Regions from separate parts of the Mus musculus genome. Here region 2 is linked to region 1. A link is a loop called in an ENCODE intact Hi-C map of the cell type or tissue named here. Cell type or tissue: left cerebral cortex. All regions are shown on one strand.

Region 1 (8,000 bases):
GGACACACCCTCATTGAAGCAGGCGGAGGGAGGATGGGATAGGGAGTTCCCTAGGGGTGGCTGGGAAAAGGGTTAATATTTGAAATATAAATAAAGAAAATATCCAATAAGAAAAGGAAAAATATTTATTTTTTTAATTGTATATGTATGTGCATGCCCAAGTGTATGTGTGTGCACCACATGTACTCAGGAGCCCTTGAAAGTCAGAAGAGGTATCTAATCCCCTGAAACTGAAGTTATCGATGGGTGTGGGCTGTCATATGGGTGCTGGGAACCAAACCAGAGTATCTGAGAGAGAAGTAAATACTTGTAACCACTGAGCAATCTCTCTGGCCCCAAGACTACTTTCTATCGAAGTCAAATCTATTAAAAAGAATAAAAAAGCTACCACATGGTGATGGAAAACATTTTTCATCCTCTACTTCATTTAATTAATTTTCAAAGTGTTGAAGAATTTGTATGCTTTGGTGGTAAGACCCGAGGCTAAATGAATACATATTTTAAAAGCCACATAAATAAATCAAATCTATCCAGTGGTATCCCACGAACCTCCAACAGTTACTATAATTCAGAAAACCCTAAAAGAAAACGTACTTTTTGAATTGTACATAAAGAAAGAATTCACCAAATAAATGAAGATGAACTGTTTAAAGCAATCAAGGAAACTCCTCCACATGATTTATAGACATTCACTCAGTGCAAACAAAAACACTGTTAGTCATACCATTTTTAGATTAATTGGTTTTTAATGTAAAGACAAACAAATTGCAGTTTCTGTACTTGAGACTCTCGAAGTAAAGAAAGAACGTCAGACCGAGCCCCCAAATGTGGTATGGATGAGAGGTCGTGAGAACTCAGAAGAGCGCCTTACTGCTCATCAGAGAGAAAACCAACATGGAAGGAATTCCTGGTAAGCGGCCAGTTACAGAAAGCCTGGGTCTAGAAGGATGGGTCCCAAGGCAGATGGGAAACGCCTCGCCTTTGGATGAGTTGTCCTATTGACGTCAGCAGTGTGGCGTTATGCCCCAGCTCTTAGTGGAACAAGGAATCCCCCTGAAGGGGGCCTTGCGCCCTCCCCGCTTGGAAATGTGACAGAAAGAAGACAGAGTGGTAGAGACTTTGGAACAGTTTTTCATCCATGCTTTCCAAGAGTCAGTCTAAAACTCTTTATTATTATTATTATTGTCACGGGTGTAGCTAGACTGTGGAGTGCTGGAACACTCTTACTCCGGGCAGCATGGAAAAATCTACAAGCCAGCTTCTCAGCAGCGACCAACAGTATTTTGTTTCCTGCTCTGAGCCACCTATCGCAGGCACCAAGGCAAACCATGTAAAGTTAGCATGTAGGGAGCTACAGAGAGGAAGGACAACAGCCAGCTTAATGACAAACTGGGAGTCCGTACTGGATGGCAGGATGATTTGTGAACCCACCGAAAGGAAGCGATGTGCTCACTGTGTGGTGATGGTGGTGGTAGTAGTGGGAGGGGGGTGGGGGGAATCGGACGCCAGCACCAAGCCCGCTGCCCTTTCATCTGTCTACCAGTTAGCTTCTCTCTTGAGGTCTGGTTTGGTTTTTTTTATTTTGAAACAGGGTCACTACTGATTCTAGGTTGGCTTCAAACTCAAAATCTTCCTGCCCAAGTCTTTCGTGTGCTGGAATAACAAGTGGCCACCGCCATGCCTCTTGAATTTAAGAGGACAAACAAACAAACAAACAAAAAACAAACAAAAAAAAAAAAACCAAGAACTTGGAGACAGGCCAGTAGGTGCATCCATAGCCATTCAAGCAAGTGACTGAGCTGCAAAGACGTCTAGTGAATGGGTGGTTGATGACATGCGTGTGCAACTTGAGGGTCCTGTCTCATCAACTGTGTCTTATCCTAGTCCAATGGATAGGATATCCTGTATATTGTGATCCCTTTGGGGGGGGGTCACATATCGAATATCCTGCATATCAGATATTTACATTACAATTCATAACATAGCAAAATTGCAATTATGAAGTAGCCAGAAAGATGATTTTTTTGGGGTCGTTGCCACACGAGGAGCTATATTAAGGGGGTCACAGCATTTGGAAGGTTGCAACCTAGTTAAAACCCAACACCAGTTTACTGAGTGTCTGTTCTGTGCCTAGTGTTAGAATAACTCTGGCTTGGACATGAAGATGCTGCTCTAGATACTGTATAATCTCATTTAATTCTCATTTTACATAGAGGAAGACGAAGTAGAAGAATATAATTGTTTGACAGGTTGGTCACACAGTTAATACAGTGACATTATTTCAGTGCCTTTCATAGCCTATGTATTTCATTCATGATTAGAACAAGGAAATGGGTCGACGGGAGAAGACAATGAGCGCAGAAGAGCCATTGAAATGGCAGTGTGCATAATGACAGAACAAGTATCCAGAATGATCTTGCTAGCCTGGAGCAGATGCTGGCCCAGCAGCTCTGAGGGCAGCATATGACTCAGTCCAGCAGCAAGACACATGGGCTGCAACAGGAGGGAAACGATGTCTTATTTATACAGTCTTCAGAGAAGGGGATGCTCTGTTCTGACTGAGTGCACCTCAAATCTGCAAGGGGATTGGGCAGATGCAGGCTTTGTGGGCCACAGGAGTATGCTCAACCCTGCTGCTCTTTACACAGGTTCATTTGAATGTCTATCACTAAGCTCTGAGAAGATGGTTGGTAACACTGTCTTATTAGGGAAGACGAAAACACATTTACAAAAAATATACATGGATTATAAAGTCTGTCATGAGGACAGACCTAGTGAGTAACTGACTCTGAACTGTAGTACTTACCAGCAATCTTTCCTTCATTATCAGAACTGAAACAAACAAACAAACAAACAAAGAAACAAACATAAAAGCCCGAAGACATCTGGGTCTGGAAAGGGGGTCTCAGAGCTCTGGTTCTCAAGGTGATACCTGGTTCCTCTTCAAGACACCCTAACATCAACTCTTTGTAGACCTGCTGTTCTAGAATCTATGTTCTTACCAGTAGGGGTAAGTTTAAGATCTCTCAGTTAGGGCTTGCTAGTTTCCAGGAACTGTTTATCAAGCAGCTTTGAGGCTCCTTGGGGAGGCCAGTGAGTAGAAGCTGGGGGCTACAAATTTTCATGATATTAGGTTAAACAACTAAGCACTGGCCACATTGTAACAGGGAGTGGTTTTTAAAGGAGATGTGCTGCCTTCCATGGAAAAAGTTCCGGAATAACTCACTTTAGGGGAACCTCTTGGAGAGAATTCAAGCCTCCTGTGATCTAGGAAAAGCACTGCACTGTATATATAATCTTCTAACCTCATCATCGAGAGGAGCAAGTAGCAAGGCTTTAGATGAACCCCGCTCCAGCAAGACTTTTCTCTTTGTTTGGCTTTGAAAATACATGGAAACAGCTTCTGGTTTGCCAAGTCCCGGAGTCACTTAGGGTCTCAAGTGGCTATGAAAAAAAATGTCCATGAATTGAAGACAGGGTGAGAATTGATGTTTCATGGGGTAATAACAAAAGGGGGGGGGGACCCTCTTTACTAATTAAGGGAAAGTGCTATTTGAAAGTTACCCGGCTTCTACTGCAACGTATCAGGGAGCTTATTTCCTGATGGCTTTAGGTATTATTTTGTTATTATTAAGTTAGGGCAAAAGCACGAAGTCAGAACAGATTTGTTGGCAAGTGAACTATTTGAAGTTGCCTGCTACGATGAGCATGGTGGACTGTATGACTGCCTGTAACTTCCCTACATGTATGCCCGAGAGCGGGCTGAGCGGGAGAGCCGGCTGAGCCCGAGAGCTGGGCTGAGGGTTCTCATTTGTTGAAACATACGCATCATTGTTGCCCTCGCCACACAGCTGTGGGGGGAAACGGTTCTCGCCCTACGGTTATAACCCCCCTTCTCTAAATTACTGTTTACTGATGTGGGAGAAAAGGACTCCAGGCATAGCCCAATAATTACTTTTGGCACTGCTCAATAATTAATGAAGTGTTAAAGAGACTCTGCTAAAGTTTGGGCATCTGCTGTGGAGGATGAGAAAGCACGAGAAACTCTGCCGTGGAGCCAAGTCCAGCACACATCTGCCCTTCCGTGTCCTGCCAGGAGAGGGCCCCGCAGGGGACCAGCACCAGTGAAGTAGTTAGTAAAGGACACAAAAGGACAGAGACTCCCAAGCTGTTTCCAAGTTTGGGAGAAGAAAACCCAAATGTGGTAAGTTGCTGCTCTTTTGTCCAGGGCTGCTCCTTCCTTTGTAATTGACAGGTAAGTTTTAAATTGTGTGAAAAGGAATTTATACTCAGAAACAACCCTTCTCACCTCTCTACTGCCTGCAACGCAATACTTACTAAATCAGCAAGCGATTCCAAATAAGTTGGGAACCATAACGGGAGTGTGTGTTTGTTTCCTGAAGGCGTCTTGCCTGGTTAGTAAAATATCAAGATTACTTTTCGGCGATACAAAATTAACAAAAGAAGGGATAAATATTATTTTTTCCCCTCAAAAGAGTGGTCTGGAAGAAGCCCAAGGATTAACTCTTTGTGACTCAGTCTGATTTCACAGTGTGTCACCTCTCACACTGGTCCTCATCAATCATTGACACGGGATGGGCCTCAGACAGGCCCTGGGGCTTTCCCAGGAACCCCTGCTGTTTGGCTGGAAGTTGGTTGAGGCAAAGGGTTTCTGAAGCTGACTGCAGCTTCAAGCCCATCTCTCCCGCAAAGGGTGTTTGCTCCTGTGTGCAGCCTCCTCTACTTGCCTGCTCCCTAGCTCCCTGTTTCTCTGAGTTTGCTTTCTTAAGAGGCCAGTTTTTTTCTGTGACAACTAAGCCAAATAGAGAGCAAAGAGTAAATCTTGAGGAATCAACGCCAGGCTGCCCTATCTTTCTCTCCTTTTTAATATGAAAGTGGTTACAGGCACTTAAAAAAAACCAAAAAAAAAAAAAAAAAAAAAAAAAAAAAACAGAAAAACAAAAAAAAAAAAACCTCTCAGCGGGAGTTGCAAAGTTTCCTAACTCATCACCTAGCAACAAAACCCAGCAAAACATTTGCAAAGCAGTTTCTCCGGCAGGGCCCTGCATGAGTGGCAGGACAGACTAGTGCAAGGCTAAATTTGCCACGGAAGAGAATTGAATGCTTTCTTCTTTGTTCAAGTAGAGGGCTGAGATACACAGGGTCGATCTTGCTACAGCCAAATTAATGTATGTTAAGGAACAAACTATATGGCCCATTGTGAGCGGGAGCTCAGAAGGGTCCACAGAATTTGAGGATGGGGCTGGTTCTCATTGGAAGTATTTAAACTGAACTTTTAAAGTGGTGGCTTTACATAAAGCAGTCTCAGAGAGATACCCCTGTACTTTGTCTATCTACATTACATAAAACAGTCTGGACCTTCTGGATCTTTGGACCAAAACAAAACAAAACAAAACAACAAAACAAAAAATCAAAACAAAACAAAACAAAAAAAACCCTACACCTGTTGAGAAATAACTTGAGAATTTGAAGATTACTCCCCCCCCCCCCCCCAAATAATATCTATAAAAATTTCCTTCAGAAAGAGCAAGCCTGCTTTGTCTGGCCCTCCTCTGGCCTCCTCTCTTAGCAGTCAGGCACAATGCCTGTCACCATGAAGAAAAGAAGCCACTCTGGACTTAGTTATAATGGCCTTCTGCAAGTCCGTGTTAGGGTCTTTTGCCTTCGAGGCAGATAAGAACCGTCAATGAAATTCTTTTTGCTGTACTGTGCACTGGAAAATGGAAGATCAGATCAAAATGCATCTGACTTCTTCTTTGTTTCTGTGGTAAATAGCCATATGTGGGGGCTGGTGAGGTGGCTCAGTGGGTAAGAGCACCGACTGCTCTTCCGAAGGTCCTGTGTTCAAATCCCAGCAACCACATGGTGGCTCACAACCACCCTTAAAGGGATCTGACGCCCTCTTCTGGTACATCTGAAGTCAGCTACAGTGTACTTATATAGAAAATAAGTAAATCTTAAAAAAAAAAATAGCCATATGTGGAGATGTGTACATGAAGTCAACTGCCCTACAACAAGGATCTTAATTTGTGTGGCTCAGATAGGGCCTCTTAAGGCCACAGACCTGTATCAGCCCCAGTTTTCCATGGGTCTAGGTATGTCCTGATTAAAGTAGAAAGGACTATGTCTTCCCTGGCACGTCCCATAGGCCTGTTGTTGATCTGGATGCCAGCATTTTGTCCATAGTCTATATCACTAATGACAAAATTGCTCTGCACATTATCCCACCTCTGCTCAAAATGTCACTCTAAAAAAATGATCACATATTGTTATTGTTCAGAGTGATGCACTTCATTGTGACACTTCCCGACAAGTGTACTTGGACCAGGTTTGTACCCACATTACTTTTTGTCTGGGCTCCCTCTCCTCAGTTCCCTCTTCCCAGAGTCCCCTCCTACTTTCACATCATCCGAGGTAGCTTTTAGATCCGAGCACATCTCAGTTAGCTGTATAAAAGGCTTTGTTTCCTCTCTGAGAAGCACTGACTGCTTTGTTTGTTAATGAGACTGACAGGAAGGCTCTGTCTGCCATCTCCCGTCTCACTCCAGTCTGAACCCTTGACAATTTTTCTTCTTCCATAGTCAGCGGCTCTCTCAGCAGTGAGAGCCATGCTCTAGCCTTTGCTGCTCCAAGTGTGGGGACTACTGACCACAGGCCCCTAACATCAGCAGCCTTGCAGGCACTGCCCAGGGGGATTCATCCACACACTGGTGGAGGGTTTTTTAAAAAGGTTCATTTTTATTTTTAATTATCTGCATGTGTACACTTTTGTATGGCTCATTAGCACATGACGGCAGTCGCCTTCAGAGGCCTGAGGTATTAGGTTTTCTTGGTGCTGGGGTTGCTAGTGATAGACCACGTGCTGTGAACTGAACTTGGGTCCTCTGGAGTCATGAAGTTTCCAACCTCTGAGCCAGCCCCGCACTGTCCAGTATAAGGAGCACCGTGAGGAGCACTGTGATTTACGTCCGGTTGGGAACACTGGCTGACGATCCATCTTTCTGTTGATTTTGCCTCTAAAACGCTGCTCTCCTAGGATAACTTTGGCAGCTGAGTAGAAGAGTCATAGGGAACAAAACCTCGTGTGTTCACAGATAGAATGACCTCATATTTCCATGTGACCTGGTGGGCTTGTGTTGCATACATCTGGTTACACAACTTAGAGGAAGTGGAATCTTTTCTTGTGCCATGTTTCATATTTATTTATCATACTCCAAGAAGTCACAGGGATCCCTTCACATCTGCATATCTCAGAGCCCTTACCATCGTAGGAGTAGGTGGTGGCTGGATTGAAATCTCAGAGCCCTTACCATCGTAGGAGTAGGTGGTGGCTGGATTGAAATCTCAGAGCCCTTACCATCGTAGGAGTAGGTGGTGGCTGGATTGAAATCTCAGAGCCCTTACCATCGTAGGAGTAGGTGGTGGCTGGATTGAAATCTCAGAGCCCTTACCATCGTAGGAGTAGGTGGTGGCTGGATTGAAATCTCAGAGCCCTTACCATCGTAGGAGTAGGTGGTGGCTGGATTGAAATCTCAGAGCCCTTACCATCGTAGGAGTAGGTGGTGGCTGGATTGAAATCTCAGAGCCCTTACCATCGTAGGAGTAGGTGGTGGCTGGATTGAAATCTCAGAGCCCTTACCATCGTAGGAGTAGGTGGTGGCTGGATTGAAATCTCAGAGCCCTTACCATCGTAGGAGTAGGTGGTGGCTGGATTGAAATCTCAGAGCCCTTACCATCGTAGGAGTAGGTGGTGGCTGGATTGAAATCTCAGAGCCCTTACCATCGTAGGAGTAGGTGGTGGCTGGATTGAAATCTCAGAGCCCTTACCATCGTAGGAGTAGGTGGTGGCTGGATTGAAATCTCAGAGCCCTTACCATCGTAGGAGTAGGTGGTGGCTGGATTGAATTCGTTCACCAGTAGATGCACTGTTACCCTAGTGGTGTGGCTGTAGGAGAGCTGGGGGCCTGACCAGCTTAGGC
Region 2 (8,000 bases), 64 kb after region 1:
TAGTCTACATTCTTGCATGAATAGAATGCACAGTTGGCTAGAGTCTTGAGTACTGCACTTAGCCCTTGAGACGTCTCATCACATTTGAACATTTACCCTTTTATACCTCCTAGGAGTCTGGGAGGACCCCAGAGGGCTTTGCCTTTTGATTTGAAAACAAGGAAAATTAATCCGTAGAGCTTTGATGTCACCACTACTAGTACAGAGAGAGCTGGCTTGGACTTGGGGTGGCTTCTTTATAGTTCAGCCTTCTTCCCATCAGAGGAAATGGACAAGATGCACAGGCATAAACACTGGGACCCTGTCCCCCATTACCACCAAATCTACAGAACATCTGCCATACAGTGAGGTAGGCTGGGATATAAGAGATGCAAGATGCATCTTGTTCCTGGGTCTAGATGGGATGTAAAATACCACCCTCATGTCCTAGCTAAGAAATTGTTTAACAGAAGAGTGAAATTAGTCCTACAAACCCAACACACTATGCAGAAAGCAGTGATCTGAAAAATGTATTTTAGTGGAGAAATCGGAGGCAAGGACCTTGTAGCTAGCTCATGATGAGACCTGACAGCGATGTAAATGTCACAGCAGTGTGCCCACACAGGACAGCTTATTAGCAGACCAACAGAAGTGAAGCACTGTGAAATTGTGGTGTGAATGGAAACTCCTGTGTTCTGGAGGTCAACTGCAGAAGTCTGTGGGTGAGCCCTCGTCTTACCTCAGTGGCCGCGCGTCCCATCCCGAGAAGCCTCTGGTCTCACCTCAGTGGCAGTGTCCCGAGAAGCCTTTAACAGAAGCTGCCTTGGCCTTGTCATTTGCCTCCTTCCCGCCACCAAAGCTTGTCTTCAGTATTCTGCTAAGGAATTGTAAATCAATCACTCTCTGTGAACAAAAAGACCCTTGATGCGAGCTGAACAGCACACAGGTTCTCAATGGCCAGGCCTCAGCATCTTGAGAAAACATGACCCTGTTCTGTTCTTGAGAATGTGATAGATACATTGTTTACTATTTCTCCTCCTGAGGAATATATAAAGAGAAGAAGTGCACAAGTGCCAATTTAACTGGTCTCTCACAGTAACCCGAGGTTAGACAGAGGCTGGCATGCAAGCGTTTCACAGATACGGAAAACAATACATCTATGGGAAGGCTCTCAAAGAAACGAACCCTCTCAGAAAGACAAATGAGAGGCAAATAAGTTAAAAGTGTATAATCTATCACATGCCCTAAAAGGAAGAGGAAACGGTAAATACGAGAAACAGGAAATTCTATGAACTGGATTATTCCCTAGGAATGTGGCGGCGCCCGTCCACTCCCCCTCCACACACCTCCCTTCTACTCCCTCTCCACACACCTCCCTTCCACACCCCCTCTACACACCTCCCTTCCATTCCTCCTCCACACACACCCCTTCCACTTCCACTCCCCCTCCACTCTCTCTCCTCCATATACCCTGGTGGGGGGCACAGAGTTTAACTTCTGTCATCTTTCCTCAAACTCCACCCACTCTGCTTTTGGAGACAGGGTCTTTGACTGTCTCTGTCTCCCCAGCAGGCCTGGCACTCTAAGTGCACACCCCACAGCCTGGTTTTCCCTGTGGGTTCTGAGAACCATGCCCTAGTCCTCAGGGTTTCTGGGTAAGAGCTGCCTCCCCAGCTTTCCATTCTCTGATGATGTTGCCCTGAAGGAATGGCTGCCCAGGGCACTGACCACTCTTCTCTGACTGGGTGGTCACAGCTCTGCTGACATTTTGGCATCATCCGCATGCTCCTGCACTGCCCCCATCACATTGCATCACTGTTATTAACTCCTCTGCACTGGAGTGCTGCCGGGAGGGAATGAGCCCACCGAGAGAGCTCTCCATGCTATACCGAGTTGCCCAGCACAAAGCAGGCGCTCAGGAAACAGTGACACTAATGACCAAGTAGTTAAGTGAATCTTTGCATCTTAAACCTTGTTTGACAGATTACACCATCGCCTTTAAAGAATGATTTTTGAACCATAAGTTCTGGAAGACATCATAGTCTGTGTTCTACTGAGTCACAATGCATATCATTTTATTACTTACTCTGAGATATTTTAAAGTAAAATTTATTCAACTTGGTGCTATCCAGATATATTTGCTTCTGATGGTGAAATCATGTTCAGTGGCACAGAGAAAACATGCCTTTAAAGTTGAGTAAGAATACGAACTTGCTAGTCCTGGGTATATGCTGAGCTATCCACAAGACCAGTTTGAAAGGAGATGGGCTAATGTGGAAAGATTTGAAAACTCTTGCAGTGACAACTGGGAGGACACACTGGACCTGACTGGAGGGTGGCAATGAAGAACCATGCTTTTCCATTCTCCACCTACCAGAGAGAGCTCCAGCTGCCTGCACTGACCTCCTGTGTGGTGAGGCAGGTTGGAGGAGCTCAGGCACACTTAACAAATGCTTCTGGTTCTGGGGATGAGAGAGCTGCTGGGTGTGTCCTCCTGGGGTTGTGACGACAGTGTGGGGAAGGACAGACACCCCACACCTACGCCTTTCCACTTTGCACTGGGCCAAAGTATTTAGTCTGCTCTGTCTTGCCCACTGCTGGCCTCCTTGGGAATCTGAAGATGAGCTGGCATCTCTGCAGCTGTCTTGAAGAGCTCGAAGGCCCAGAGAGAAGAAGTGACTTTGGGATGGACCCTGGGAGTGGACCCTGGGAGTTGAGCTTCCTGCCTTCCAGTTTAAGGTCTTCCATATTTCTGCTGGTGAAGAGTGCATGGGTTTGGCCTCACTCTGCAGGGGAATGGTGGCTTGGTCCTTTCTTGGTAGAGCTGCCAGAAGAGAGCTGTGGAGAACGCCAGGCCTTCCTTCCTTCACCACACACACACACACACACACACACACACACACACACACACACACAGAGGTAGCCCCGCCCCACTCCATTAATAGCCCCACTCCAGTTCTCAGAGTGTGTATCTTTATTTCACAGTTTTACTGGAAGCCTACAAGCATCTCCAATGCATGCATTTCTCTAGTAGAGTTGGTCTTTCCAGTGTTCCTGGCCTAGATTCCCTTTGGAACTCTTATTTTTGGCCCAAGTTCATAGGCTTTGTAAAAAGTATAACTTCCCACATGCTGCACACTCTCCAGTTGTCAAAAACCTCCTGGAAAACAGACAAGGAGGGAGGTGTGCCGGCTTCACACGCCCACTCCTGAACTCCTGCCTCCCTCTCTGAGCTTCATTTATAGTTCCTCTCCCTAAGCAGCGCTGGGTTAGTTCATTTTCCTGTCTTACAAATCTGTAAATTTGGCTTTCTTGTTTTGCTAAATACTTTTTTTTTTAAATTGCTCTCAGAGATCCAGGTTGAGAAAATGCTTGTATTTCAAAAGGCACTTAACTCTTGATTTATCAGATGGCAGTTTAGTACTTTGTTTGGGAGAGAGTGCTAGAAGCCAAGGTCATTCAAACTCTTGTTCCTACCCTCCAAATTTCTGTTGAGGTTGCTCAGTAGGATGAATTTGAGGAAATTAGGGAAGGGGAGAGAGGAGACAGGAAGCAAGGAGGGGGAGAGAGAGAGGGGGGGCAGGAGAGAGACAGAGAGAGAGTGTGTTTCTAGTAGTTCAAACACAGAGTTTTACAAACATCTACACTTTTCAAATGTGAATTATTTTCTTTTCATTTTCTTTTCATAGCCGAGACCAGGCCAAGCTTCTCGTGAGACCCTTCTGAAAACTGAGAATCTGCTTCTCTGAAATAGCTTGGCTCAGGCTCCTCCTCCCCAAGGGCACCTGTGTTGCTTCAGTGTAGACGCAAATACACCCAATAGGTCCAGTGCTCAGAGGCCAAAGGGCAGCTAAGGGTTGAGATGACCTCTGTTCACTGCAGCGGTTAAAAACTCCTGCAGGTAAAATTTCTTGCTGTGTGTGACCTGATTTGAGGCACGGGTCTTTGTTTTCGCCGGGTGTGCTTTCCGTTTGTTTTTTGTAAACATACAGCGTTGATGCCACACTCTGCAAGGTCTGTGTATATCAATGTGTTTGTGCCAGTTGAAATAGCAAAACAAAACCAAACAAAAACGGAAAAAGCACTTCATTTAGAATTCTCTTACCCTCCGCCTGGTTGAAACAATTTGTAGAGGTGCCTCGCTAAGGGAAGGACACTGGTTCAAAAACTGTTGGAAAGAAACCGGCCAGCTCCCTCTCTCTGCACAGGTTCACAGCTTAGGAATTGAAGTTTAGGACAAACACCTAATTTTGACCAAAGGGACTTGGTTCATTTAAAAAAAAATCCCCCTGCTCTCTCTTCTGTTCAGATCTGCAAGGTTGTTTAATTGAAGTCCTGTTTTGTGGGCGCAGATGCACGAGGAGGTTGAATCATCGTCAGCCTCATTTGGTGTTCTGATGCTGTGTGTTCCTCATTATTATTCCCAGAATGTCCACTGGACCTTATGCTCCTCCTCAGGAAAACTCACAAGCATTGAGCAGTCAAAGAGTCCTTTCTTCTCCTCCCGCCCCCTCGCCCCCATCTTCGTTGAAACTTTGCCAGTATCAGATCTCACTCTGTCTGTGGCGCATTAAAATGAAGTGCCTCCCTCCCTGCAGATCCCCCAGCCTCCGCTCCGCTCTCCAGCCCCACAGTTTCTTCCTAAGTGGGTAGCCTCTTTTGCTTGCTGCGGATGAACCCCCCCCCCCCCAGTCTGGCTCCTTAGTGCTGGTTTTGGATTGGGGGGCTGTGAAGGGAGAGAAGGACCTGGCCCGAGTGCGGCAGGAGCAGCTGTGGCCACTTAGAAGCTGAAGCGCCGGACTCTGTCCCCTCCCCCCAGACTAAGGGCGCTTCACAGACTCCCCTCCTGCAATCCCGTGGGTCACCGCAGAAACCCTGACCGCTAGGGCTCAGCTTATTATTGTTGTTACAATTATTGGGTTGTTGTTTCCTTCTGATAACAAGATCTTCGGAGCAGGGGCCCCGAGAGTGAATTATGTTTTTGTAAGGTGAGCTGCCTTTCCAGAAGCAGGGCTTTCTGCCTAGCTCTCAGCCTGTCCTCCGCCCACCTCCTGCCCTTACCCCCTTGAAGGCCACTCAGGAGGTTGTACATGTGGAACTTTTGTGTGGTTCCGCAGCCTTTTATTATCCTGTGGGCCTCATCCTCTTCTTAAGAAAGAGGCGGGTGGTTAGAGCTAGTGATGAAAACGGTTTTCTTGCACACCAGCTTGCTTTCTCAAGGTTTGCATACGCCGCTGGCAGTCTCAGGACTGAAGGGTTCTTTTGTCTTTCTTTTCCTTTTGGCGCACCCGTGAGTGCTATAGTGCACAGAACAATTACTTCATGGTTTTTAGGAAGAATGGGACAGGGATGAAGAGAATGGGGCAGACACTTGTTTTTTAAATGGCATCAAGAAAGCCTAGATAATTAGGGAAAATACGTGTATTGCTGATTTAAAGCAAACCTTGTATTTTGAGGGTCCGGAAACATCCAAATAAGCGACATCAATGTCTAATTTGAAGTTTTGATATCCAAGTCTCAATTCTTACTTTTTTTAACCAAAGTTCATCTCTTCCTGACTACTCTCATGATTTTTCTACTAACTGCACAGTACCTACCCCTTTGTGTTTAAATAACATGTTTGTGATGTGGACTCAGCTTTGGATGATAAGTTATTTGCTTGAAACCAAAGCTATAAGAATATTGCTACCATAAACAATAAAGTGATTGCTCTCAAAAAAGAACATCGTGGCAAAATGTAAACATGTAGAAACACTGTTGTTAGACTCAGCACTACACCACTGTGCGTGAAGAGCCAAAGGTGCTCTCCCTACTATGTGCAGAGAGACTGAAGGACAATTCTTAAACCAATAGTGCTTACTGTGTGGTGCTGGGTCCTCCCCGTCTCTTGCATAAATCCTACTGAGGTGTGTAGTGTCATTTAAGGTGCCAGTGGTCCCAAGTCTACCATAGGCCAGTGCATGGTTCTAGAATGACTATTTCAGGGTTTTTCAAGATATATGGAATATTTCTAGCAAATGAAAGAAACAGCTGCTCTCTTGGTCTTACAGCAAGTTCCAATGTAAGAAGAAATGCAAGAGACAATAAGTTCCAAGGTCTACTCTGTGCAATGATGAAAACCCAAGATGGCAGGAGACGAAGCATTGGGAGAAAGTGCCCCAATGTCGTCAGTGCCTTAGGTGGGTATCCAGGACTAAAGTGTCATCAACGTTGAAATGCATATGCGTGTGGCATGCATGAAGGTCTGGTAGCAGAGAGCAGTGGCTAGAATCAAAGTAAAGATGAAAAGAAGAATCCTTGTCCTTAGCTCATTGGCATGAACCAGACCGCATGCTTAGCTCACCTCACCACCCTGCCCCCATCCTACTTCCACACACCACCCTGCCTCTACCCAGCCACCACCCTCCAGCCTGCACCCACCCACACTACTCTTCCTCCAACCACATCCTCAAACCACTCTGAGCCATTTTAGCTCTCAAAACCTGCCATGTTCCCCTTCCCCTTCAGTGTATGGCTTTGGAGGAATTTTGATATCCTTCCCTAAGTTTCTGTTTGCCCATCCTTAGTTGGTTAAGGGACGTTTCTCAGGGTGATGCAGTTTGTTACAAATAATTTTTTAATAATCAGTATGCTTTTCCACACTTCCCATTGAAGTTGATCTGACCATTTGCTCCAAGTACTTGGATCATTGTTTAGCAAACTTCTACTGAGGTCTTCATATAGGAAAGGCTCAGTGTGAGGGGCCAGGAGAGCTGGCTTTAGTGGTGTTTGATAAAAACCATGACAAGAGTAAGGATCAAAACATCACAGCACATATGTGGTTCCCTAAACAGCTCTGTGGTTGGGAAAGCTGGGAACCTGTAACCCAATAGTGAAGGGTGTGTGTGAAAAGGGGGCTCTAGCAGAGGGAAAGAGTAGTCCAGAAAAAACATGAAGTACCTCCAAAGAACTGGAGCTGAGTGAGATTTGAGAAGGTAAGTGGTTCGGAGTGACTGGAGGATGATGGGTGGAGATAGCATGGGAGGTGGAGGTAGCATGGTGGGTGGAGGAGGCTGGAAGAGTTGGGGGATATAAAAGAGCACCTTAAAGGAGTTGAGCTTATATAGGGTTTCAGGAACCAGAGAGGAGAGATGGCACTGGGTAGAATATGTGAGGCTGGGGTTCTAGATGTCCCAGAGGTGAGAGGAAGACTAAGCTTAAGGGTATGTGAGATGGGAGATGTGTGGCTAGCCAGGACAGGCCTTAAGCTCACAATAGCCACTAGGGTTTCATTCGGAGTATCCCAGAGGGATATAGTCCATTGGCCTGGGCGCCATGATAGTGGCTTGGGAGAGAGAGCTTGCAAAGGACAGATCAGGAATTAAGGAAACCTTTTTGCATTTCATCAAAATCAGTAATGTGTGTGTGTGTGTGTGTGTGTGTGTGTGTGCCTTCCTATGAGTGTACAGGTATGCATACCCTCTATGCAGGACAGGCACATGTGGATCCATAGGCAGATACCAAATGTCTTTCTTTGTCTGATTTATTCCTAGGAGATAAAGTCAGTTATTGAAGTGGAAGCTTGCACTTCAGGCTAAGCTGGCTTGCCAGTGAGCTCTAGAGTTCTGCTTGCCCCAGACTCCCAACGCTGGGATTAAAGGCATGTTCTCTTGCTGGGGGTTCAAACTCAGGCCCTCATGCTTGCCTAGCGAGTGTCCTTACCCACTGAGCTCTCACCTCTGGTCCCAGAGACAGTTGTTTTGAAATGTATCGAACAGCATTAAGCTTAGTGGGCTTAATCATATTCCTGTTGCACTGCCCTTCATGACTTTATCTGACCTTGACAGCTAGCTTTCTGTGTTAACGGAAATGGCCATTTCCACTGTCAGGTGTGGGGAAGACATTAATGGGAAATGACATTAGTAGGGTAGAGCACTTGACCTGAACTTCTTCATTTAATGTGATATTCCAAACTCCATGAAGTTTGTATTTTACAGATGAGAGCATTGGCTGAGATTTACAAAGAACAAACAAGTCCATAG

What was found. Hi-C counts contacts between places; a loop is a spot of excess contacts. Peaks named below come from ENCODE experiments on the same cell type or tissue, not always from the same donor. Only the 100,000 strongest peaks of a DNase experiment are listed, where the experiment ranks them.
Region 2: a loop joins it to region 1, with 2.6 times the contacts of the local background. A loop is called at or near these places in 4 of 42 quality-filtered maps.

The regions. Positions count from the first base shown.
Region 1 is chr3:35,401,805-35,409,804 of GRCm38, reverse strand. It overlaps Gm38512 (a long non-coding RNA gene), which reads left to right and starts at 3,855. Exons shown (of 3, transcript XR_389676.2): 1 at 3,855-4,204. RefSeq lists an enhancer at 3,095-6,111. In left cerebral cortex, a CTCF peak has its summit at 4,096 (motif pointing right); DNase peaks (open chromatin) are centred at 4,097, 4,707 and 5,056; H3K27ac peaks cover 610 bases.
Region 2 is chr3:35,337,844-35,345,843 of GRCm38, reverse strand. Gm38512 (a long non-coding RNA gene) reads left to right here. Exons shown (of 3, transcript XR_389676.2): 2 at 6,030-6,158; 3 at 7,942-8,000. Among named protein-coding and RNA genes, the nearest start is that of Gm35425, 23 kb to the right of the region's middle. In left cerebral cortex, a CTCF peak has its summit at 4,858; DNase peaks (open chromatin) are centred at 2,611, 3,124, 3,840 and 4,494; H3K4me3 peaks cover 1,027 bases; H3K27ac peaks cover 2,372 bases.